Linked DNA regions of Homo sapiens: regions 1 and 2 are each linked to region 3. Evidence: chromatin loops called from intact Hi-C (ENCODE). Cell type or tissue: endothelial cell of umbilical vein. All regions are shown on one strand.

The links. Hi-C counts contacts between places; a loop is a spot of excess contacts. Peaks named below come from ENCODE experiments on the same cell type or tissue, not always from the same donor. Only the 100,000 strongest peaks of a DNase experiment are listed, where the experiment ranks them.
Region 1: it touches region 3 in a loop (4-fold over the local background); 40 of 110 quality-filtered maps call a loop at or near these places.
Region 2: it touches region 3 in a loop (2.8-fold over the local background); 2 of 110 quality-filtered maps call a loop at or near these places.

Annotation. Positions count from the first base shown.
Region 1 is chr15:82,136,420-82,144,419 of GRCh38, reverse strand. EFL1 (elongation factor like GTPase 1) reads left to right here. Exons shown (of 20, transcript NM_024580.6): 19 at 5,578-5,762. Among named protein-coding and RNA genes, the nearest start is that of LINC01583, 52 kb to the right of the region's middle. In endothelial cell of umbilical vein, a CTCF peak has its summit at 4,438 (motif pointing right); a DNase peak (open chromatin) is centred at 4,449; H3K27ac peaks cover 338 bases.
Region 2 is chr15:81,526,574-81,534,573 of GRCh38, reverse strand. No RefSeq gene overlaps it. Among named protein-coding and RNA genes, the nearest start is that of TMC3, 160 kb to the right of the region's middle. In endothelial cell of umbilical vein, no CTCF peak of the experiment used is centred here; DNase peaks (open chromatin) are centred at 2,453 and 3,073; H3K27ac peaks cover 1,953 bases.
Region 3 is chr15:81,476,931-81,484,930 of GRCh38, reverse strand. No RefSeq gene overlaps it. Among named protein-coding and RNA genes, the nearest start is that of TMC3, 110 kb to the right of the region's middle. In endothelial cell of umbilical vein, a CTCF peak has its summit at 4,184 (motif pointing left); a DNase peak (open chromatin) is centred at 4,180.

The DNA.
Region 1 (8,000 bases), 660 kb before region 3:
TTTGATTGATGGAATAATTTTGTATTCAGCAACTTAGTATTAAGTTGGCTTTCTTTGTACCATAGCACATTGAAGACTACTATTAAGCCTAAAGTAAACTCATTTCTAGTTGGTTTTATAGGAACTGCTGTTCAGCATGACCTTCCTTTTTTTTTTTTGTTTTGGAGACAGGGTCTCACTCTGTCACCCAGGCTGGAGTACAGTGGCGCAAACATGACTCACTGCCACAGCCTCAACCTCCTAGGCTCAAAGCGCTCCTCCCACCTCAGCCTCCAGGAAGCACAGGCATGCCACCATTCCCTGCTAACTTTTTAATGTTTGTGGAGACGGAGTCTCACCATGTTGCCCAGGTTGGTCTCCAACAGCTTGACCTCTCAAATCCTGGACACTTGGTTGGTTTAACACAATTTGCATTTCAAGTCCTAGCCAGGCGTGCGAGCGTATGCCTATAGTCCCAGCTGCATGGCTGAGGCAGGAGATCGCTTGAGCCCAGGAATTCAAATCTAGCTGTGGGAACATAACAAGACCCTCTATCTAAAAAATAAAAAAAACTGGGGTCCTTGCCCAGTTATCTTGACTGTGTCACAGTGTTTGTTTCCAGCCAACTTCATGTCAACTTTGGATTTGATCATTGTGCCTTCTTTTTTAAGTCACTGATTATAATAGTAAGAGGTGCTAGCAGACTCACTAAGGACAACTTTCCACAGTGGGTTTGACCTGTTAACATCAATTATCTATAAACTTGTAGCTGATCTATCTATATAGTAGCAACCAGCCTACGTTCCCCACTGTGTCTGCAGCATGCTTTATCTCCTATTTGATTGAAGCCCATCTGTATCCTGTCAACCACGTTGGCCTGATTCAGCAGTCTTATAGCTCTGTGACAAAAGGAAGAGGTTAGTGTGACCTGGTGTATAAGAATAAGTACCTACCAATTTATTTGTATGTGTGTTTTTAATTAAAGTTAGTGCATAAGTGTTACCAACAATAACAAATCACAAGGTGAAAGAATGCTCTTTCTCCTTGGAATCCAACTTTATTTCCCATTTTCTTTTACAACCCTTGTCCATAATAGTACATTTTGCATAACTGTAACCTTATGATAGAAATAATGTAATATTTTGCTTTTTAGGTTTATTATTTATTTTATAGGCATGCTTTCATTTGGCTACTTAGAATTCATAATTTTCATTTTAACCTCTGCGTGTAATCTTATCAATAGGATATGATACAGTTTACTTATTATTCTGAAATTGGAAATTTGCATTGTTTCCTGATTGTTTACTGTTAAAGAAAACATTGCTGTGGACAACTATTCCCTTTCCTAAATTCTGAAAAAAACAACATACCTTTAATCACCAAACTTCTAGCTTTCAAGACTGTAGAATGTACAGGTTAATCTTAATATTATGGAAGAAGAAAATGTATATATGAGAATCCATAGGGCCATAAAAGAACAGATAATGTTCACCCAAATGGTAAAGAGACTTTTTTGAGCTTGGGTATTAGAGAAGACTTCATGGAACAAGTAATTTTTGAATGGGCCTTGAATGATGAAAAGGATTTGAATATAGGGTTGGACTAAGAGTATTCTAGGTTAAAGAAACTGTGAGCTTAGAGTTGGCAAAACCTCAAATGGTTTTGCCTGTGGACAGTGAGTGATATACCTTGGCTTGGAGAGGCTGTGCCCTGTGTACTCCAGAATCTGGCAGTTAGAGAAGCTGAAGGGGTGGGTTACTGCCTTGAATACAGGCTGAGATATTTATAGTGTAGTCATTAACAGTTGAGCACTGATCAATACTGTTTTAATTGATTAATCTTTTTGTTGCTGGTTTTTTCCTTGATGAATTCCTCTTCCCTGGTTCCTTTCATACAGTAGGGTACTCTGGTACCTCCTTCTGTCAATTCCTTCCTGCCTCCATCCCTCCCTCCCACAGGGTCCTGCCCAGTCACCCAGGCTGGAGTACAGTGGCACAATCATAGTCCACTGCAGCCTCCAACTCCTGAGCTCAGATGATCCTCCTGCCTTAGTCCCCCAAGTAGCTAGGACTGCAGTTGCACACCACTACACCTGGCTAATTTTTAAATTTTTTTAGAGACAGGGTCTTGTTTTGTTACCTAGGCTGGTCTCAAGCGTTCCTCCCACCTCTGCCTCCCAAAGTGCTAGTATTACAGTGATGAGCCGCTGTACTCAACCAACTCTGATCTTTATTTAAGTGACTGAACAAACAAGTGATCATGATGGAACAGATATCCAGTGGAAAGGGTATGAAAGTATTTGCAGTCAAGAGCCACATGATCAGAAATTCTTATTGATATGGCTGTGTTAATTTCTCAGTGATGACAATGGCACATTTAGGGTCTTTGAATGCATCCAAGCATTGAACACACCTATCATGAGAACCAAGTGTGTTTGGAAGGTTTTATAATAGTATTTTCCTATGCTTGGTGATCCATAACTATGCCCCAGTATCAACATATAGTTTTCATGGAATTAAAATTGAATGGATCAAAATTACATGTTAACTATATTCAGTTTCAATTACAATTATTGATCTAAGCCTGCTGGCATGACCCATGCAGCAGCAGTCAGGCAGCTTGTCCCCACTGGCCCCTTATTCGTGGTCTGTTTGCCCCACTTTCCTCATTCTTTTTTGCCCCTATTGTTTTATTGTTTTGTATTTACTTCCATAAACTACCTTCAAACGTTTCTTTTTTGTTTTTTTTTTTTTGGTTTTTTTTTTTGGAGACCGAGTCTCACTCTATTGCCCAGGTTGGAGTGCAGTGGCACGATCTCAGCTCACTGCAATCTCCACCTCCCAAGTTCTCCTCCAAGCGATTCTCCTGCCTCAGCCTCTGGAGTAGCTGGGATTATAGGCACACAGCACCATGCCCAACTAATTTTTGTAGTGTTAGTGGCGATGTGGAGACCATATTGGCCAGGCTGGTCTTGAACTCTTGACCTCAAGTGATCTGCCTGCCTTGGCCTCCCAGAGTGCTGGGATTATAGGCGTGAGCCACCGCTCTCCTGGCCCTTAAAACATTTCTGCGAATGAGATAGGGGAGTAAAGATTACTAGTTCACACATGTTAGGTGTTATGGTAAGATTTCTTTTCTATATATCTCAGACAAATAATATATAACTAAAAGGGATCACTAATGAAAATAATAATCATTCTGCTGTTTTGGGACCTTTTCAGACTATACTTGAAGTATTGTTTTTCATTTCCGGGTACCAAATACCAAGAGGGATGTAAATAAATCATAGTAGTTCAAGTAGGAGAGTGGCCACGATAAAACAGGAAATACAGGTCTAGTCACAGCAAGATTGGCCTGGAAAAGTGAACATGAGACAGCTGTCTTTGAGTAGCTTACAGGGTAATTTGTGGGAGAGGGATTAAACTTGTCCCATGTGATAAAAACTAGGACTGATGGTCAGAAACTTCAGGGGAACATATTTGGGACTCAAGAATTGTCAGCTGTTACAGTTATCCAAAGATGGAATGGGCTACCCTGGGAGAAAATGAGTTTTAGAGTATACAAGGAGAGCTTAAACAGCTACTTTAGTAGAACTTCTTGACCCTCAAGTTTCCTTTTACCCCACTGTTGTGTGATTCTGTAACTATGAGGTTTCTGGTATGAATGACGGGGGAAATAGTTGGAATGGGGAGAATGGAATTGCCTTTTGAAGTAGATAATATATTCTTAGACATGTTAAATTTGAAAGGAAGTTGGCTTCCACAGCAGAGATGCCCTGGCATCCATTGTAAAGTGGTATTGGAGATCCAAGGAGAGGCCTGGCTTAGAGATGGCCTTAGGAGTCCCAAGCATAAAATTAGTTAATTTAAACCACACAAATTATAAATTAGTTGTCTCGCTGAGTGGAGAGTTTGTTCAAAGAGTATGAAGCCTCAAAGAATACTCATAAGAAGAAGTTCAGGAGATACTGAAATAAAGAGAATGATGGTCAGAAGGCCAGGAGTGTAAGGAGAATAATACTAAGATTGGAGACAGTAGGCAGAGTAGACATTAATCAGTAGCTTCAAATACCACAGAGAAATCACAGAGAATGAAAATTGGGGGAAAAAAGCATTTAGGTTAGGAACATGAAAATTATTGTGAAATTTCAAGGAAGCAGTTTCCTGAAGCAACCAGGAGAGCTAGATGTTAAAGAAAGAGCACATAGTGAAGAAATGAGAAGCTACCTGTTTAAGATGTGAGGAAGCAAGGAAGGAGAGAATGTAGTAGCTAGCTGGGGAAGTAGACAAGAGGAAAGGGGGTGCCTTTCATTACGAATGGAGTGTTAATTTGTTTTTAAGCTAAACCTAAACATGGTGAAGGCTCATCAGAGATTTTAGTTTAGGTTTTTTCCTTGAGGCGTTGTGACACAATAGATTTTCTGCCATTTGTTTCCTATTTCCGTTCCTAATAACCGCCACTAGGGGGAAATCTGAATCAGAGAGAAAAGTTTGGAAGTCAGACATTTTGGCTTTGTGTCGTCAGTTTCTAGTTTAAAAAATAAATAAATAAAGGTAAGTGGGTAGCAGACACTCCAGACTCATCACCTTGGCAGTTAGGAGAGAAGGGTCCAGGACTCAATGGTGGTCAAAGGATACTTTAGCCCTGCTTAGCAGCAGTGTTGTAAATGTTTAAGGATAATATATGCAATAGATCACTTATGTAACTAAAATTATTTTTTAGGCAGCAGGTGAAAGAGAAGGCTTTAAAGAGAGTATCTGCTGGTTACAGCAAGTCCTTCATGATTGTCTGTGATTTTCAATGTATCTCTATTCTTTGCAGGGTCTGTTCTCCTTACTAGTTGAAAGGATACATTGCATACCCAGAGACACTCATACAGAACACCAGTCAGAGGGGAAGATGTTTCCCTCCTGAGTGTGAGGCAGAATTGTGCCTAAAGATGAATTGAAAGAGTCATCCAAGAGAATTTGCTAGTGGAATTCTTGTGCTGTGGCACTAGAAATTGTTACCAGACCTTAAAGATTCCAAACCTATCAGTTTTCAGGGGAATAAAACACTTAATACTCATACCACTTAAATATTACCAGTTTAAGAAAACTATGAACAAATATATATGTGTGTGGTTTTAATTTTTGGTATAAAAATGCCAGTTGCTTGCCTACTAAGCCCAAATAGCCTATGCCATCTTAATTATCATTGCCATGTCAATAAGGTCTCAAAATTATTCAAATATTTTAATATTTATGAAGCCCAGTCACTCATCTCATTGGATTTCAGACCCAAAGATAGCTTATAGGTGAAACTGCATTGAAAGGTCCTTTTACAAATCTTCTTCTCATGCTGTTTTGTGGAGTTTGTCTATGAGCAGTGTAGTTTGGGGTGATTTAACTTTTTGTTATTTTTTGTTTCCAATTTTTCTATAAATCTCATGCTTTTTAAATAAACACTTAAAAAGTGTTCCTTGCTTTTGTAAATCAACATTATTGAGAACAAATTTAATCATTTATGGATTGTTACAGAGTATATGGGTAATCATGTCTTGGTGTGGCTCAAGCCATATGATTGATCCATGATTTTAAAAGATTTATGGTTTTACAGGTCGAGTCTATGCTGTCTTGTCAAAGAGAGAAGGTCGGGTACTTCAAGAAGAAATGAAAGAAGGGACAGACATGTTCATCATCAAGGCTGTGCTGCCTGTTGCTGAAAGCTTTGGTTTTGCTGATGAAATCAGGAAGAGGACAAGTGGCCTGGCCAGCCCACAACTAGTATTCAGCCATTGGGAGGTAAAAATCCAAGTTCCCATTCATTCCTTCCTTCTCATCTATGGATACATTCCCTACAGAGGAGGCCAAGAGTAGCAAACAACACAGATCATGCCATTTGGCCTTCCTATGGCTCAACTCAGTCAAATGGACAGGAGAAAGCAAATGGCTTTTTCATCCAGATTGAATGAGCCTGAGATCATCTGTGGTTTATAATAAACACACACACACACACACACACACACACATACACTCTCTCTCTCTCTCTCTCATTTGTCCTTTTTATTCAATATAAAATTTAAGATGCTGAAAATTTAATCCTTTTTTCATCCAAATATATATTTTAGATTTTTAAAAGAAAATCACAGACCTTTTGAATGTGAAATTTTAAGAATATTTTCTTCTAGGGGAAAAAAAAATATCTCCAGTAATTAGAGGGGAACAGTTACACTTCTTGCAAGGGGTAGCTTTAAATTATTATGTACTGTATATTCTTCAGTCCCCATTATGGAGATTCAAGGTTTCTGTGGCTTTCAGGTGTTGTGGAATGAGAATGGAACGAAATGGCTACTCAGAACCCTTCATTGTCAGTGTAGGTAAAGGTAGGTGAAAAGGCAAACCTTATCTGTAATCAGAAAGGAAAACTTAACAGATCCACATTGCTGAGGGAGGAGAGAAGGAAAGATTGTGAACACATTGTTAAGTTAGAGAAAAAAGAATAACAAGTGGCAAAGATAAGGTCAGACCAGCTGTCCTGAACATATCTGTAAAGGAAAAGTAGACATTAACCAGCTAAGAAGAAGGACACTCAATCAGAAGGTGCCGCATGAGAAAAGGCTGGTAAAAACAAACTGCAGGGCATGTGCAAAAAACAATTTACTTTTCAAGAAAAAGCCTAAGGTCAGGAATCAAATTGTAAACTCAAGGATATAAGTAGAAAGATTGTTTTAAGAAAGCAGTTTTTGTTGTTATTGTTTACAGGGAATTGAAATAACTTCACATTATTCCCTTTTACCATGGAGGCTTGTAAGGTAATGGAAGAACCATTGACTTTGGAGTCAGAGAGTCCTGGTTTCAAATATTCTTCTATTTATTTGGACAAATCATGGACCCTCCCTGAGTTTTCTTCACCCCTAGGTCAAATATCTAACCTAGTTCCTGACATTGTGGCTGACCAGCCCTTGCTGATGCGAAGATTGTTTCCTTGTGGTTCGTTCTCTGAGTCTACACCACATTCATTTTGGCTTGCTCTCAGCGGTGTGGCATTCATTGCACAGGGCTTCACACAGATAATCCATGGTTTTTTTTTCTTAAACTCTATTTCAGCAGAACTCATGATTTAGCTTCAATGCTAAGCTGTTATCTTTCTCACTTTCTTTAGCCTAATGGGTCCATTTTTCCAGAACACTTTAAGAAGAGTTTAAATTTAGAAGAGAATGGAAAATGAGAATAATTGAGGGAGAATTTTCTTTTTAAAATGAAATTTATAATCAAGTGAATCAGTGAAGTAAAGAAGGGTGGCACTTCAGAAAAATTGACTTTGGACAGGGCAAATTTGATTTTAATTCAGCAAGTTCATATCATCTAAATTGATGCAAGTGAAGTTGCTAGCCCAGAGCACACCATTGTGTCTGCTTTTCCTTTAAAAAAAAAAAAAAATCACATTCTTAATGCTTGACAGAACCAAGGTTAATGCTATGATTTAGGTTACGTTTTTTTGGTCAGTACAAACTCTAGGTTTTAACAGTAATTTACTATGAATCTTTTCTTGACTTTTGCATATTTCTCTGAAAACTTAATGGTGTTTTGATGGCTTTGCTGGCTTATATCTGATGCGATATTGCTGAATTTCATTATGTAGAAAACAGTACCCCCCAAACATTTATTTTTTAATTCCTGTGCTTGTGGGTAGTAATTTCTCATTTATCCAAAATTCTAGCTTTTTAGTTTTGGTTTTGGTTTTTGGCATTCAACTTTTACATAAGAACACAAACCAAGTAAGAAATATAAGGGATGGGTTTTAAAAGGCAGTGCCTGAAAAATAGAACTATGTCTGTAGTGCAAATGTATTACTGATGGTTCTAATGAAAAAATCATTACAGCATCCTCTACCACAGGTTTTAGTGACCAGATGTGTGATTACAGAGCAATACAGCTAAATGATATTTAGAACCAGAGAGATTCAGTCCACTTCAACCTAATGACCTTGAGACGAAGAATGCTTTCTTCATTGGCGTTACTGTTGCTGCAAACTGCCTT
Region 2 (8,000 bases), 50 kb before region 3:
TAGCTAAAAGTCTTGAACGGACACTTCACACAGGAAGATATTAGAATGGCCAATAAGCACATGAAAAAATGCTCATCATCAATAGACATCAGGGAAATTCAAATTAAAACCACTATGAGATACCACTGCACATTTGTTAGAATGGCTATTAACACCAGAATGTCTGTAATGAAAAAGGTAGAAACTCCTTAGTGTTGGTGATGATGTGGAACAACTGGAATTCTCATACGTCTGGTGGGAATATAAATTGCAACCATTTGGAAAACTGTTTGGCAATTGCTATTTAGGCTGAACAATTGCATTCTGTATGACCCAGAAATTCCACTCCTAGGAATAGACCCAACATAAATTTATGTTCTGTATAAAGCCAAAGAAAGACATATATGAAAATGTTCATAGCAGCATTACATGTAAGAGCCAAAAGCTGGAAACTACTTAATGCTTATTAATAGTATAATGGATAAGTAAGATGTGATATATGTATATTCTGGAATCAATCAGTCAAATGCTATATGCCACATGGATTTCATGAACATAATCATATCTAATCCAGAAAAAAATACATTCTGTATGATGCCATTCATAAAAATTTCAAAAACTGACAAAATTAATATATAGTGATAGATGTTAGAATATTGGTTATCTTTGGGTAAGAGATAATGACAGGAAAAGGGAGAAAGAGACTCCTGGGATGCTGATAATATGATAGTATTATATCATTTCATGGGTGTGTTCACTTTATAAAAATTCATCAGGCTGTACACTTCTGATTTTTGCATTTTCATGTATTAATTATATTTCAATTAAAAATACAAAAAAATCACAATGCAAAGCACCAATTGATGCCTTGTCAATTTTCAAAATATATAAAAAAATTTGTGAGATTTTGGTGGCATTTCATACTCTTACATATTACCAGTAGCAGTACAAATGTCTATGAGTTTTGAAATGTAATTTTTTAATAAAGCAAAATCAAATTCTAATCAGGGTCTACTACATCCTAGTTATCAGATTGTATGCTTTCATATTCAATCACACTTTATCATTGCAACAGGTACTATCAAGGACTAGTAAACAGGTAAGCTGGAATTCTCACCAGCTTAAAGTACTGCTATAACTAGAGATTCCTCAGAGAGAGTAATAATACTCATGAAAATTTATCCCAAGGAGGATGTGGGAATGGGGAGCTGTCAATATGAGAAGAGATCGATGCAAGAAGACCTGCATTACTGCTTGATTTGTAATACAGAAAACTGAAAACCTAAAACCGAATAAAAGCATATGTTGGCCAGTTGCAATGGCTCACACCTTTAATCCCAGCACTTTGGGAGGCCTCAGCTGGATGATTGCTTGAGCCCAAGAGTTCAAGACTAGCCTGGGGAACACGGTGAAACCCGTCTCCACAAAAAAATTAAAAAATTAGCCAGGCGTGGTGGTGTGTCTGCAGTCCCAGCTACTCAGGAGGCTTAGGCAGGAGAATTGCTTGAGCCCTGGGGGTGGAGGCTACAGTGAGCCATGATTGCACCACTGCACTCCAGCCTGGGTGATAGAATGAGACCCTATCTAAAAAAATAAGTACATAAAAAAAGAATATGCTTCAATAAATGATGTTTCTCAATGGTATATTATACAGATATTACGTAGCCTTTAGAACGGTTATTATGATTTTTCATACAAGTTGGCTTTTTTAGAAGTGCATATAGGAGATATTGTTGAATGAATGCATTTTCCAACAACGCAGAAAATGTTTAGAATAGAATATTAAGTGAAAGGCAAAAAACTTTTGTTGAAACTAAAACTATGTAAAAGTTATGTGCATGTATGTGAAAATATGGTGAAGAAATTCCCTGACATGGAAAAGGGTGATGTATTATGATGAGTGCTTAGGGGAAATTTTCTTATATTTTTTCTCTTCTTTTATTGCTGTTGAAATGGTGTTTGTGCAGTATATGAAAATGTAAAACTAAGACTCCAACTGGTAAGAATGAGTAGCTCAGTTTATCAGGGGTAAGGCGGTTCTTTTCAGGACGTTTAATTTAATGGGGGAATATTGGGTTTAATAGAATCACAAATGACTTAGAGAATAAAAGAATCCTTGGAGAACCAGAAATAGTCAGTGGTTCTTCCAGCGTTTTCTAGTGGATTGTTGGCAGTCAGGGCTAGAACATAGCTATTTTGACTACAATTAAATGAATTTAAAAATTGAACAGTTTAAACAATAATGATACTGAAAAATAAGGACAAAGCAACAACTCAACAAAAGCAAAAATTGGCCAGGGATAAATCATAAAATTGATGAGCCACATCACAATTATTTTATGACTGACTTATTGTATTTATAGTAAGACTCCTCCCGCATTCTTGTCATTCTTAATCATTTTCCACTATGTATACATGTGTTGTTTAAGGAGACTCTGACAAACTACTACCATGATTTGCTCAAATGTTTAATTTAGTGTCTATCTGATTCTTCAAGTTCAGAAAATGTTCACTGTACAATACTCTTTTCCCTCATCTTGGCCTTTATTTATTTTATTATTTAAACTCAAACAGGAGGCATCATTTTATCAGAGTTACCAACAAAATTATTTCCACTTGCTTTGGTTCCTGTGTATTAAAGAAAAAAAAGCCATCTCCTTCCTCCTCCCTGTCTGCATTTATGTTTAACGAGAATAGGAGATGCTAAAAAATAATATGGATTATTAAGGACATCATTTTAATTTATAGTAGCAGTTACTCTTTGCAGGATGAAAAGGAAGTTGGTGCGAACCCTCATTAGAAAAGCAGTGGACATACTGAAAGAAAGTTTCAGGGTGTTTTTAAAGGGGTGATTAAAAGTTAGATTTCCATGCTCTGTGCCAGTGGGCACTGAGGGAGGAGGGTGGGCTAAGGGCGTACAGTGGCTAGAGAGACCATTAAATTGGTATTAAACACTTTTCCATATGAAGGAAGTGTCCTCCTGCCAAAAGCCAGAAGCTGAGAGATCAATTTCCATGCAAATGCTGCTGCGAGAGAGCTGGGTAAACTTGGAGAGATTAAGAGGTCACTGGGGTGAGGACCCAGGACGCTGAGCACGTCTGGCTTCACTTCCTTGCAGACTCGTGGAACTTGGCACAGAGCAGCGGGATGAAGGGCCTATATAAACACACAACCCCACTGACTATTTTTTTCCATAGAATTAACTCAACCCGAAATATATTACAAAAATAGAACAAAGCTGGCTTCCATCAGTTTTCATCGCACCAGCCCATAAAGGATTTCTTGTACCTTGTCCAAAGCAAAGTGGGGGAATGACAGCTCAGGGCCCAGCCTTCTCAGCGGTGGTTTCCTCTGCTGACCACCGCCTGACCTCCTTCCAGAGCTGTGCTGCAACAAAAACCCCATTGAGTGAAATGCAGCCCATATGGAGCAGGAGGGTCTCCCAGACTGACTTCCTCTACTAAAATCCTCAAAGCGATTCATTTGCAAAATCTTCCTAATAAGTACCACGTGGATTCCTGGATACCTCTGGGATCTTGGTAAGAATTTCCTTGTGGTGCTCAGACCCTGACTTGTCTTAACTAACCCTACCTACGTAGCAGGGGCATCAGCCTTAAAAAGCAACCTTGGGCTGTTTGAAATAAAGAATGTTACAAACATTTAGAAGTCCTTTAAAAATTGGCCCCCAGCCCCTTTCACATTTATAGTCCTGGTAAGTGCATTATGTTTAGTGTGAAACGTATAGGCTTTGGAATCAGACAGACTTGGACAATTCCATTAATTATTGCATGGTGACCTTAAACAAGTTATGTAAACTCTTCTGGCCTCAGTTTCTCTAGTAGAAGAATGAGAATAATATCTGCTTATTTGTTAAGAAAATTAAATGAAAGAAATAAGTCTGTCTTGGCACATTAGAATTCAATAAATCTGAGCTTCCTTTTCTTCTCCCTCCCACACAGACTCTGACCTGAATTTAACATACGAGTGTCCAGTATATCTGGTAAGATTAGAAAGTGGCGGGGTCATCTTTTGGGGATTATAAATAATGATCTGAAACTGTGGCCAAAAATTCCTTACAGAATAGCATTGTAAAATATCTTTGGCCTAAGGCTACGTGATCAACCCCCAACTGTCTTTGTTTCAGGTTCTTTAAACATTCAGGCAGACTTTGAGAGTGCTGATGGGGGAAGGTTAACTGGAAAAAGCCAAAGTGAAACCATGATGTACTAAAACCAGGGAAATGCATAGAAAAGAGAGACACTGGTAGTATAATAAAATAATTTACTTCCACACAGAGCTCTACCCAGAATCACATTGAACTCTACCCAGAATCTGTTGTCTTCTCACAAAAGACAGAGTGGTTTTACAGCCACATAAAATCCCTGCTGCCACCAGAACACAGCTCAGAGGGAGATAAAGTACGAATTAAAGAGCACACAGATCAGAGCAAAGACATAGCCCAGGTAGAGGAGGCCTGTCTATGTTAAATAGGTATCTAGCATTTATTTTGAAGTGTGCACAAAGCAAACCCTAGGGTTTGCAGAAGTCACTGAAGTGTCTGGCTGAAAAATGGGATGCCCAGAAATAAGCAGTTTGTGATGGGTCTGCACTTTATGAGGATAAATCTTGGGCTACTGACAGCAGAGAAGCTAAGTCATTTTTGTTTACTTGTTTGTTTGTTTTGAAATGCCAAAAGTGACCATTTCAATGACAATAGGAAAATGAATTTTAGGGAAACAAAAGGCATTCCAGAAATAATGCAAAATTAAAAGGAGTGCAGAAGGACAGGACTTAGTCTGGGCCAGAACAAAAACATTTATCTCAGCCACATCTGGATCAGGAATTTGCCAGCTCCCTAGGGACAATGAGTTGAGAGTTAATACCAGAAATGTATCTTATGTTATTTGTAGTCTGTAATTGTTGAAATGTATGCTGTAATTAACTCTTCCAATAAACTGTGTATATAGTTCAGTCTATAATAAGGGTGCTGTCATCCTCACCTAAGTTTTATAGTATTCTAATGCAAAGAACCCCTTCAGGAATTGTTTAAGATCTTTATCTGAAGTCAGGAGGCATAAGAAATCATTGAAGTCAGAATCGTTGCGTTAAGAGTTGGAGACAGATCCTTAGACATATTAAGCTTGCATCATGGGAATGTGAACCACACTGTCCATAAAGCCTCAAAATACCCCCAAGAAATAGGATCTTCTTGAGTGTATTATTTTAGAAGAAAAACTACTGTTTTAAAAGGCAGTATGTCGGAGTCTTTCTATGTGTACAGTTAGATGGATAAAATCAGTGATGTAACAAAATGGAAAGACGAAGACTGGAAGATCGGTGGGCCTGTGAGAATGATAGTGACCACATCTTTCATTGCAGGGAGTCGATCCACATCAACTAAAATTGAAATATGCAATTTAAAATAAAATGACTCCAACCATTGTTCAAAGGGTGAAGATGGGATTAGGAGATAACCTGCGCTACAACTCCAAACAAGGATCTTATGTTCCTTTATTTGATCATCATTTTGGCACATTCATGACTTTAAATCGACCATGTCTCTCTCTCTCTTCCGCCTGCTTACTGTTGGTGGATTTCTTATTGGAACAAATTCACATTTGTTTTATTATTAAGTGTTAAGAGAGTCTTTTACTTAATTTAGGTTTATTCCATCATCTTATCTTGGAGCTCACCAGTTTTTTGTTTTTAATTGTTTTATATATTGGACTATAGTTTGAGCCACATGTGTTGAGTAATATGTTGAGCTAAACTCTCCTACCCTATGCATCAGGGATATCACTGGAGCTCTATGCATTAGCCAAAGGTTATGAGCCTTGTTCACCAAGACTACGGTCCATGAAGGAGGCCAACCTGGTAGAGATGATCCCTGTGAGATAATGGAACATTCACTCAATAAATCCCAGGTAAGCAAAAGGCAACTGGCTCACCCAGGCTTCAGTTGTAGCCCACATGTCTTGTATTCTACTTCTGCATGAAGCTGCTTGCTGAACTGAAGAGATAACTTCTCTTGATAGGCCATACTTCTTTTAATAAAACTTATTCGGGACAATTTAGATTTTAATTCCAATATCCCACATCCAAATTATACATTCTAAGTTTATGCTTATAACCACAAGCTTCTCAAGACATAAACAACAAACAAAACAAAAAAATAACAGTAAAATTCAAACATCAACCACCTCCCCTATGTCCTGCAAAGCTGTGAAACCAATCGTTCAAGTTTTATTTAGGAAAAGTTCTGAACGACAGTAATACTATAGTTCTACTCTAGTTTAAGAAATAGATTTGACTTGTATTTCATTAATTGCTTAAAAACTGTTAGGGGATATTAGAAAAAAAGTGAAAGACTGAGAAATTTCCCTAGACCTTAGGGAAAAAAGAAAAGGACAATTTATTATTATTATTATTATTGCAAAGGTTGCAATTGGGATTTTTAAAATTTTATTTTAAGTTCTGGGATACATGTGCAGGACATGTAGGTTTGTTACATAGGTAAACATCTGCCATGGTGGCTTGCTACACCTATCAACCCATCACCTAGGTATTAAGCCCCACATGCATTAACTATTTATCCTTATGCCCTCCACCCCTGCTCCCCACAACAGACCCCAGTGTGTATTTTTTCCCCTCCTTGGTCCATGCGTTCTCATTGTTTAGCTCCCACTTATAAGTGAGAACATGCAGTGCTCGGTTCTCTGTTCTTGTGTTAGTTTGCTGAGGATAATGACTTCCAGCTCTATCTATGTCCTTGCAAAGGACATTATCTCATTCCTTTTTATGGCTGCATAGTATTCCACGGTGTATATGTACCACATTTTCTTTATCCAGTCTATCATTGATGGGCATTTGGGTTGGTTCCATGCCTTTGCTATTGTAAATAGTGCTGCAATAAACATATGCATGCATGTATTTTTATAATAGAATGATTTATATTCCTTTGGGTATATATGCAGTAATATATATCCAAAGGAATTGCTGGGATTGCTGGGTCAAATGGTATTTCTGGTTCTAGATCTTTCAGGAATTGCCACACTGTCTTCCTCAATAGTTGAACTTTACATTCCCACCAACAGTGTAAAAGCGTTCGTTCCTTTTTCTCCATGACCTCGCAAGCATCTGTTGTTTCTTCACTTTTTAATAATTGCTATTCTGACTGGTGTGAAATGGTGTCTCATTGTGGTTTTGGTTTGCATTTCTCTAATGATCGTGATGTTGAGAAGAAGGAAAATTTAAACGACGATGAAGCAAAAGAAAAGGAATTGTCACTCACGGCTGGTGGGCTGAGTACAAGTTGATGTAACTTTTGGGGAGGGAAATTTAGTAATAACTAAGAAAATTGAAAATGCATATATCCTTGGACCTGGAAGTTCTACATCTAGAAATATGAATTATTCTCACAAATAAGTGCATAAGAATAAATATACAAAGATGATAATTGCAGCATTATTTGTAACATCCAAAACCTGGAAGCCATCCAAGTCTCTACAAATAACAGTGTGCTTTGGATCACACTATATACTCACATTATGGACTATTATTCAACTGTTACAAAGAAACAAATACAGAAATAAAAATATCTCTAGGAAAGAAATTATCATGAAACACAAATAAATAACAATATTTTATATAGATGATCCCATTTATGAAAAATGTAAGACAAGTGTGAAATGATAAGAACATTGATAATAATTGGCATTTAAGAGTTATGATAACCCCGGGCTGTTCTCAGTACTTTATATGAATTCCCTCCTTCAATCCTTACAAAGACCCCACAAGGAAGCTGCTATTTTTATCATTGTTTTGCAGATAAGAAAAATCAAGCACAGAGATAGAGTAACTTGTTCAAGATCACACAGCCACTAAGTGAAAAAGAGGGTCCTCAAAGTATCCACTCAACTGTGAGGGAAGGAAAATAAGGAAATAAAGATAGAACTTCATTTATTTTATATTATTTAATTTTTTGATGAGAGCAAGTATTTACTTGTTATCTAATAAAATAT
Region 3 (8,000 bases):
AGTCAAGGATTCTAAAATTGCATTCACCTCCTTTCTTGAGCCCGCTGACCTCAGGTGATGCAAAGCAGATGACTGTCTCAACTTCTTTGCACACACCCAAGCTAAACATTTAACTTGGAAATTCTTATAAGGACATGGCTGCTGGGCCAGGGTAAGCAAACCCAATGGACCAAACCTATGTTTGCTGTTTTTGAAAAGAAATCTTAATTAGAAGGTGGAATGACTGAAAGTTCCCTCCCAGAGGACAGCTGACTAAACGATTCATGAAGAAATAAAAAGAGAGCCTGAAGCAGAGAGATCGCAGATTACTTCTCCTTCTGAACTCTCCACGTGGAAATCCCAGGGTGTTCAGGAAGAACGAATAACTGCACGAGAAGACTTGTGCCAAAGGGAACACAAGCCCTTACATTGTGCTTTCAGCTTCTAATACAAGTGAATAAATCCTGCTGCTATAATTTGATAACTTCTGGGTTTATTTATCATTTCTTCTGCAAATCTCACTTGAATCGCAGTTTTAGAACCTCTGTCATTTGTCGTTAGGACTAATTGCTCCCAGGAAAGGAATCTGGCTTCTGATGGGAAGGCTTGAAGGAAGGGCTTGCTGAGGCTGAGCTGGCAGATGGCTCTCTTTCCCAGGCCTTTGCTTTTGCCAACACACATCGCCAGGCCATGATGGACAGTAGGGAGAGGAGGAAAGGGCTGCTTGCCAGTGTGTGAGGGAGGCTTGACACTATGGCTCCCAGTGCAGGAGGAGCCTTTGGAGAGCCACGATGACCCAGCTCCGGCCACCTTCCTGCTGCCGCATGCTCAGGAGCCATGCACAAGGCCACAGATGTTATGAGGCTAAACTCCTTGGCCCTCTTTAGAATGTGGCTGAGGAATGATACTGGCCACACTGGAGTGGAGAGCTATGGACTTTTTTCTATGGAGGGTGAGCAGAGCAGTTTTATCAATTTGACTGTAATGACCCACACTGAATTAATCTCACCTGAACTAGCAGTGATGTCTTGATTTTCCTGCATCAAGTCCTGAGAAGTGTGAGGAAAATATGGAGAAAACAGAGAATTATATTTTAAGCATAGGCTGCTTTTTTGCAGGTTGTACCTTTGACGCCAATAACCAACATTGTTTCTAGCAAGGTGTGAGTCACAGGCAAAGAAATGTAAGAGTATCTAAGAGGGTGAGTAGGCAAAGACACCATATTGGGGGCATGGGAACAGACCACACACAGTAAGAGACTTGAATGTTTGGTTTTTGTTTGTTTTTTGGTCAGGTCTGCCATTGTGCATGAAAGTTTCAATTTTGCCTAATGTAGGAAAAGAACTCAAATATCTCTTTGTTCTTTATAGATTCTTCTTCAAGTCAGTAACTCTATACAGGAGTCCAGCTTTCTCTAGCCAGCCAACTAAAACAAAACCCTGTAGCGCCTGCCCGGAGCTATCACACATACCCCATCATCCCCTGCACCACATCTCCTGAGAAGCTGCTGAAATGACTTTTTCTGGAAGTCTCTGGGGACTAACAACCAGTCCTAACATCTTGGGCACTGCTTGTGATGGCTACATTTATGTGTCAACTTGGCTGGGCCATGGTGCCCAGATTATTTAGTCAAACATGATTCTGGATGTTTCTGTGAAGGAGTTTGGGAATGAGATTTACATTTAAACGGGTGCACTTTGAATGAAGCAGATTGCCCTCCAAATGCGGCTGGGCCTCATCAAGGTAGTTGAAGGCCTGAATAAAGACTGACCTCCCTGCAGCAAGAAGGAATTCTCACAGCAGATGGCTTTTGCACTTGGACTGCAACTTTTGCCTGGGTCTCCAGCCTGCCTGCCTACCTTGCAGATTTTTAGACTTGCACCTTCAAAATCATGTAAGGTAATTCCTTAAAATGAATCTCTCTCTACCTATCTATCTATAGATATATATGTAGAAAGAGGGAGATTTTTATGTACGTACGTCCTATTGGTTCTGTTCCTCCCAAGAACACTGCCCAAGAGTTTCTGTAAAGATGGCACCTTTGGGGTCAAGAATTAAGATAATACACAAAATCATACACATCATGACACACATATCATGTCATAACATCACGCACATCTGTACACATTTTGTTGAGCATTCTTTCAGATAACTCTATATCGGTGCATATTCTCATTCACACTTACATGTGGACAACTTTGAGAAGGCATCACTATATACAGCTGTTCTATAAGTAGCCTAGTGCATTGAACCACATGTCATGAACACCCCTGATCACAAGATGATTTTTTTTTATTAAATGGCTCCCAAATACCATTATATATTTGAGTTCCATTTTGAAGGACACATAGATTATTTCTAATTTTTAACTATTAAACATAGTTCGGGCTGGGTGCAGTGGCTCACATCTGTAATCCCAGCACTTTGGGAGGCTGAGGCAGGAGGATTGCTAGAGCCCAGGAGTTCGAAGCCAGTCTGGGCAACAAAGTGAAGCTCTCATCTCTACAAAAAAATAATAACTGGGCATCGTGGTGTGCACCTGTGGTTCCAGCTACATGGAAGGCTGAGGCAGAAGGATTGTTTGATCCTGGGAGGTCGAGGCTGCAATGAGTCATGTTTGCACCACTGCCCTTCAGCCTGGGCAACAGAGAGAGATTCTACCCCAAAAATAAATAAATAAAATAAAATACTTCTATGAAAACTAGCTTTTCCTATATGCTTCTTACATCTGGGTGCTTATCTGCTAAAGGGAAATTGCTTGACGTGGGATTGTGAGATCACAGGGCCAAACTATGCAGAAAAAAGAGTATGATGATTTACACATTCACAGATAGTAAAGGAGAATGCCCATCTGCCCACATGCTTTGTAACATTGGAACTTAGGTCTCTGATAAGCTGAGTAAAGCCCAAAGAATACCCAGACAGGGCTGGCTCGGGCAGGGAGCTCCTCTCCTCCCCTCCCTGCCTTCCTTCTTTCACTGTCCACTCTTGCTCTTACTTCAGCCTCCTTGTATCTTTCCTTTTTACCAAATATGCCCCACTCATCCTACCCCAGTGTGTTCAGTTATTCTGTCCCCATCACCTGTCATTGCCCTGCCCTCACCTCTGTCCAGATCTCCTCCCTTCCAGGCCACCCATGTCAAGGAAGGCCCACGGGATGCCTTCTCAGTCACCACTAGTCTCTGCCCACAGCTCTCGGCCTTTTCTCTCCTAGGGTCCCTGGCGTGCTCTGTCTTTATTTAACAATATTTGTATCCTGGGTTTGTTTCCTTCCTGAAAACTCCTGGAGGGCAGAAACTCGTCTCATGGATCTTTATACTCTGCAGCAGCTCCTCCCAGTGCAGGAGAACCAATAAATATTCAATGACCTGTCTTGGCGGATGCCTCTGTCACTAGCAGCCCTACCAGGGAGGCGAGGCACAGAGGGTGTTTGACAGCTTCTCAGCCGCCTTAGCGATATTTTTGGTAGAAAGAGGTGGGAGGTTTGGGTTAGGGAGGGTACGGTTAAATGCTATCTTGGGCAAATGTAAGCTTGTTCTCACTTTCTTTTATTTGCCACCACCATGTAAATCCACATCTCTCCAATCTCTGGATCCCTGGTCTGCCCTGGAGATTTGGTTTGGGTTTGGTTTGTAGTGTGCCCTGAGATTCCAGAACCACTTGAATGGACAGCATTTGGCCTAGGATGGATCCCCATTGACTGGGGTTGTCAAGTATCCCATGGTGCTGGTACACAGTATCCTTCCAGGCATCTTTTTGCAAACCACAAATGAAGGTAACTCGTCAATTCCAGAGGTAAAAGTTGTGCAGATTTATCTATCCATATTGAAGGGACAGGAGAAGAAAACGAGAATTAGTAAATGAAGCAAAATATACTCTATCCTCACCAAAGACATCAAGCTGCAACCAGAACGCTTTCAGTAATGAGAACAATGCAGACACTCCGGAAGCCCCTGCGAAAGTCAAAGCTGACATCAGAAGTCCCGCCTCTCTCTGGGCTCTTGGGGATGGGGTGGGGTGGCTGTTACCTCCTAGTGGAACTGTGGGTTGGCACAGAGGCCCCAGTACTTCATGCAGGGCTATGGTCTCCACCTGCTTACAGTGTTGTCTTCTAGCAAAGATGAGAGAATGAGTTCTAAGTTAATTTTGCACGCCCAGTTCTGCTTTTTGATGGACATGACTATGCAAATACTGCCCCCTAGTGGGGATTTATAATAATGCACCGCATAATCTCAAACTACACAGTTTAATATGTGGAAGGGATATTGGAATTCTGTCCAAACTGCTTGTCTCATCGTTGAGGAAATTGAGGCCCAGATACAAAAAGTGACTGTCCCAAAGTCACAGGCTAAGTGGAAAGCTTAGAACTAAACCTCAATTTCCACCCTGTAATTTGTAACATCTCTGGTCACAATCAATGAAAATATTTTCTCAGAAAACTATGCATTTCTTGGGAGAAAAACACTCTTAGAAAAAGCCACTATCCTTTGTTTTGTTATATTCAGAATTAGGCCTTTGACGATTTTTCAGGGTTTTTGTTTTTTCTGATAAGTAGTTTAAGTACAAAATCTATTAGTGGGTTCATTGTGGTTTTTGCTTTATTCTTTACATGCACAACTAATTTTGAAAGGCGAATCATAGCAAGAAAATATATATATAATTACCTAAAAGATTTAACTTGTGAAAACAACTGTTCTTTAGTGTTTAAAATTTGGGGATACTGTTACTGTCATCTGAAGCAAAAAAAAAGAAGAAAAGTCAGCACTCAGTTACCTTATACATTTTCTTTTGCTTTTTAAATTTATTTCTTATCACATTCAAAAAAGTGGAGAGCAGGGTAGCCCTCAGAACACCTTCCGTCTCTCTCTCGCTTCCCTAACCCAGTTGTGAAGACTTCTCAGGCCTTCAGGTATACAGGGACTGCAGCATTCATTTGGTTCTCTTTTACTGAGACTAACAATCTTTGTTTATTTTACTGATGAATTCAGTCCATTTACTGACACATTTGTGTTAATTTCTACCGTTTTATTTTGCCTCATATTTCTACTGTTTTTCCACTTTTTTTTTTCTTTTTTTTTTTTTTTTTGAGATGGAGTCTTGCTCTGTCTCCCAGGCTGCAGTGCAGTGGCGTGATCTCAGCTCACTGCAATCTCCACCTTCTGGGTCCAAGGGATGCTCCTGCCTCAGCCTCCCGAATAGTTGGGATTACAGGCACATGCCACCATACCCAGCTAATTTTTGTATTTTTAGTAGAGATGGGGTTTTACCATGTTGTCCAGGCTGGTCTCGAACTCCTGACCTTAGGTGATCCGCCAGCCTCGGCCTCCCAAAGTGTTGGGATTACAGGTGTGAGCCACCGCACCTGGCCTGTTTTTCCACTTTTTACCCACTTTTGATTTGTGGTTGTCCCCTTCCCTCCCCCGGCCCCATATCTCTTAATGCAGTTCTGGAAATTGTAGGTTACCAGACACTGCCGGGGCAGATGTCAGCTCCGGTAGATGCTTATTCAAATGCAGTCCCATTTTTATGCAGCTTCTGGAGCAGAAAATACTTCCTTATTTTCCTGTAAGCCATGCTATGCTTAGAAAAGAATGTTTTATTTACTTTTTGTTTGGTTGTTTTGGATCTGGCATTTTAGGTGTGCTGCTATTTTCTCAGAAAGAATACTCTTATTTTTTGCTCTATCTATTCTCTCATTCATTCAGTCACTCATTCAACGAAAATTTATTGAACATCAAATAAGTGCCAATATTGTTTTAAATGGATCATACTGTAGGTCTATTTGTATTCTGCTTTCGTTTGCTTAGGATATTGTGGACACATTTTCTGGTCAATATTTAATTCAATTTAAAATCATTTTCATTAGTTTATATCATTTGTTTTCATTTATATTGATAATACATCTAATTCTCAATTAATAGACACTAAGATTATTGCAAAAAGTACCTATTACAATAAGCCTTGTGATGAACATCATTGTGGGAAAAGCTTTATGCACAGATACAGTTATTTTCACAGGAAACAAAATACGTGGAATTTGTGTCTCAGAGGATAAAATAAAAGGCCAAAGGATGAGAATTTCATATATTTGAATCAGGTACATTTAGTGATCCAGAGCATACTTATCTTATTTGGGATGGGGAGAGACTTTCTAAGAAAAGTTTTAAATAAAACAAAACTAAAGAAAATGTTGAATACTAATGACTACATAAAAATTAAAAATTTCTGTACATAAAAACAAAAATTAAATGGCCCACAATAAAATGGAAATATATTCACAGTGCAGAATAGGGGTTAGCAAGGGTCAAATCCTGCGGCCTCCTGTTTTTAAAATAAAGTTTTACTGCAACACAGCCACACCCATTCATTTGTGTATTGTCTATGCTGCTTTCACACTAGAAAGGCAGTGCTGAGTCGCTGTGATTTGCAAGTACTTTAGTACCTAAAGTATTTACAATGTAGCCAATTACAGAAAAAGTTTTCAACCTCTGCTGTAGATGACAGAAGTTTATTATCCTTCATATATAAAAACTCTTACAATTCAGTAAGAAAGCATACTTAATTGAACAAACATCTACTCAATATCTAGCTCTTTGCTGGGTCCTATTGTTGGGAACAGTAGAAACAAGATAGACAGTCCCTGCCCTCATGGAGCTGATCTTGAAAGGGGATCAGGCAGGTAATAGAAATACATTAACAAGCGAATGCATTTATGTAATGCCACACATTGGTAAATGCTGTGAAGAAGCTTAAAAAAAATGGCAATTAAAAAACTGTGTTGGGCCTGGGACCGGGAATGTCCTTGGCTAGAAGATAGTTTTGTCTGCGGTACTCACCGAAGGCCACTCAGTGGAGTTAACGTTTGAGCTTACAATCCTTACAATCAGGATTACTTTGTAGGGTTAGGAGCAGGTAGTATTAATACCACAAAAAAGTTGGGTGTTGGTATTGTGCTACGTACCCTTCTAGAGTTATATCCATTAATCTAAAATAGTTATACATCTACTGAATGTTGCTAAATGAGAAGAGATCTTCTACAGACTGCTATATAATTTATTTTACTGAAGTATAATTTAATAAATTGAATGACTACAAATTACTTAACAAACCTGCTATGATTGAACAATTTGCTCTGCTTTTCAGTTACTGTCCCCTCACAATGCATGAAAGACTTTGTGTAGCAGAGCCTTACGGTTAATTTTTGACCTAATTATTTCCTTGGGAAAGCTTCCTAGAAGCAGAATTGCTAGATCAAAGAAAATGCACACGTTTAAGACTTTTGAGATACACTGAAAAACCTGAGTTTCAGACAGTGTAGAGTTATTTGCATTTCTTCTAAAAGTGAATAAGATTGCCCATTTCTCCTAGTGCCATGAAGGCATTCACATTATTTTCCATGTGATATGGGCAAATGTTATTTTTCATATTTTAGTTTCCATAATTTTTGTTCAGGTCAAATATTTATATGTTTATTTGAATTCATCTTTGGAGAAACTTCTCTTTAAAGTCTTTACCGATTTGTCCATTGTGTTTTTATATTTTTATTGATTTGAAAGAGCCCTTTACATGTTAAAGACAATAACCTCTTAGCCAGTTTATTTCTCTCTAAATTCTTTTCATGATGGCTTTGATAACAAAATAATTTTTGGTTCAATTAATCTAAACCACTTTTCTTTGTGATTTCTGCCTTTGATGTCATTCATAAATAGACCTTTCCTAATTAGCCTGTATTTTCATCTACTACTTTCATACTTTTATTTTTGAAAGTTAAATCTTAGCATATTTACTATCTAATTTGGTATAACACATAAGCTAGATTCTATGTTCTTTTTTCCCCCAAATGTTTAAGCCAATTGATTCAATGGCATTTACTAAATAATCTTTATTCTTTCTCAGGAATTTGAACTCACACCTTTTTCATCTGCTAGGTTTACATTATGTGCTTGTCTATTTTCTGGATTTTAATTCTATCTATTTCTGTGCTGGTTTCATAGTGGTTAAATTATTTTAACTTCATCTTC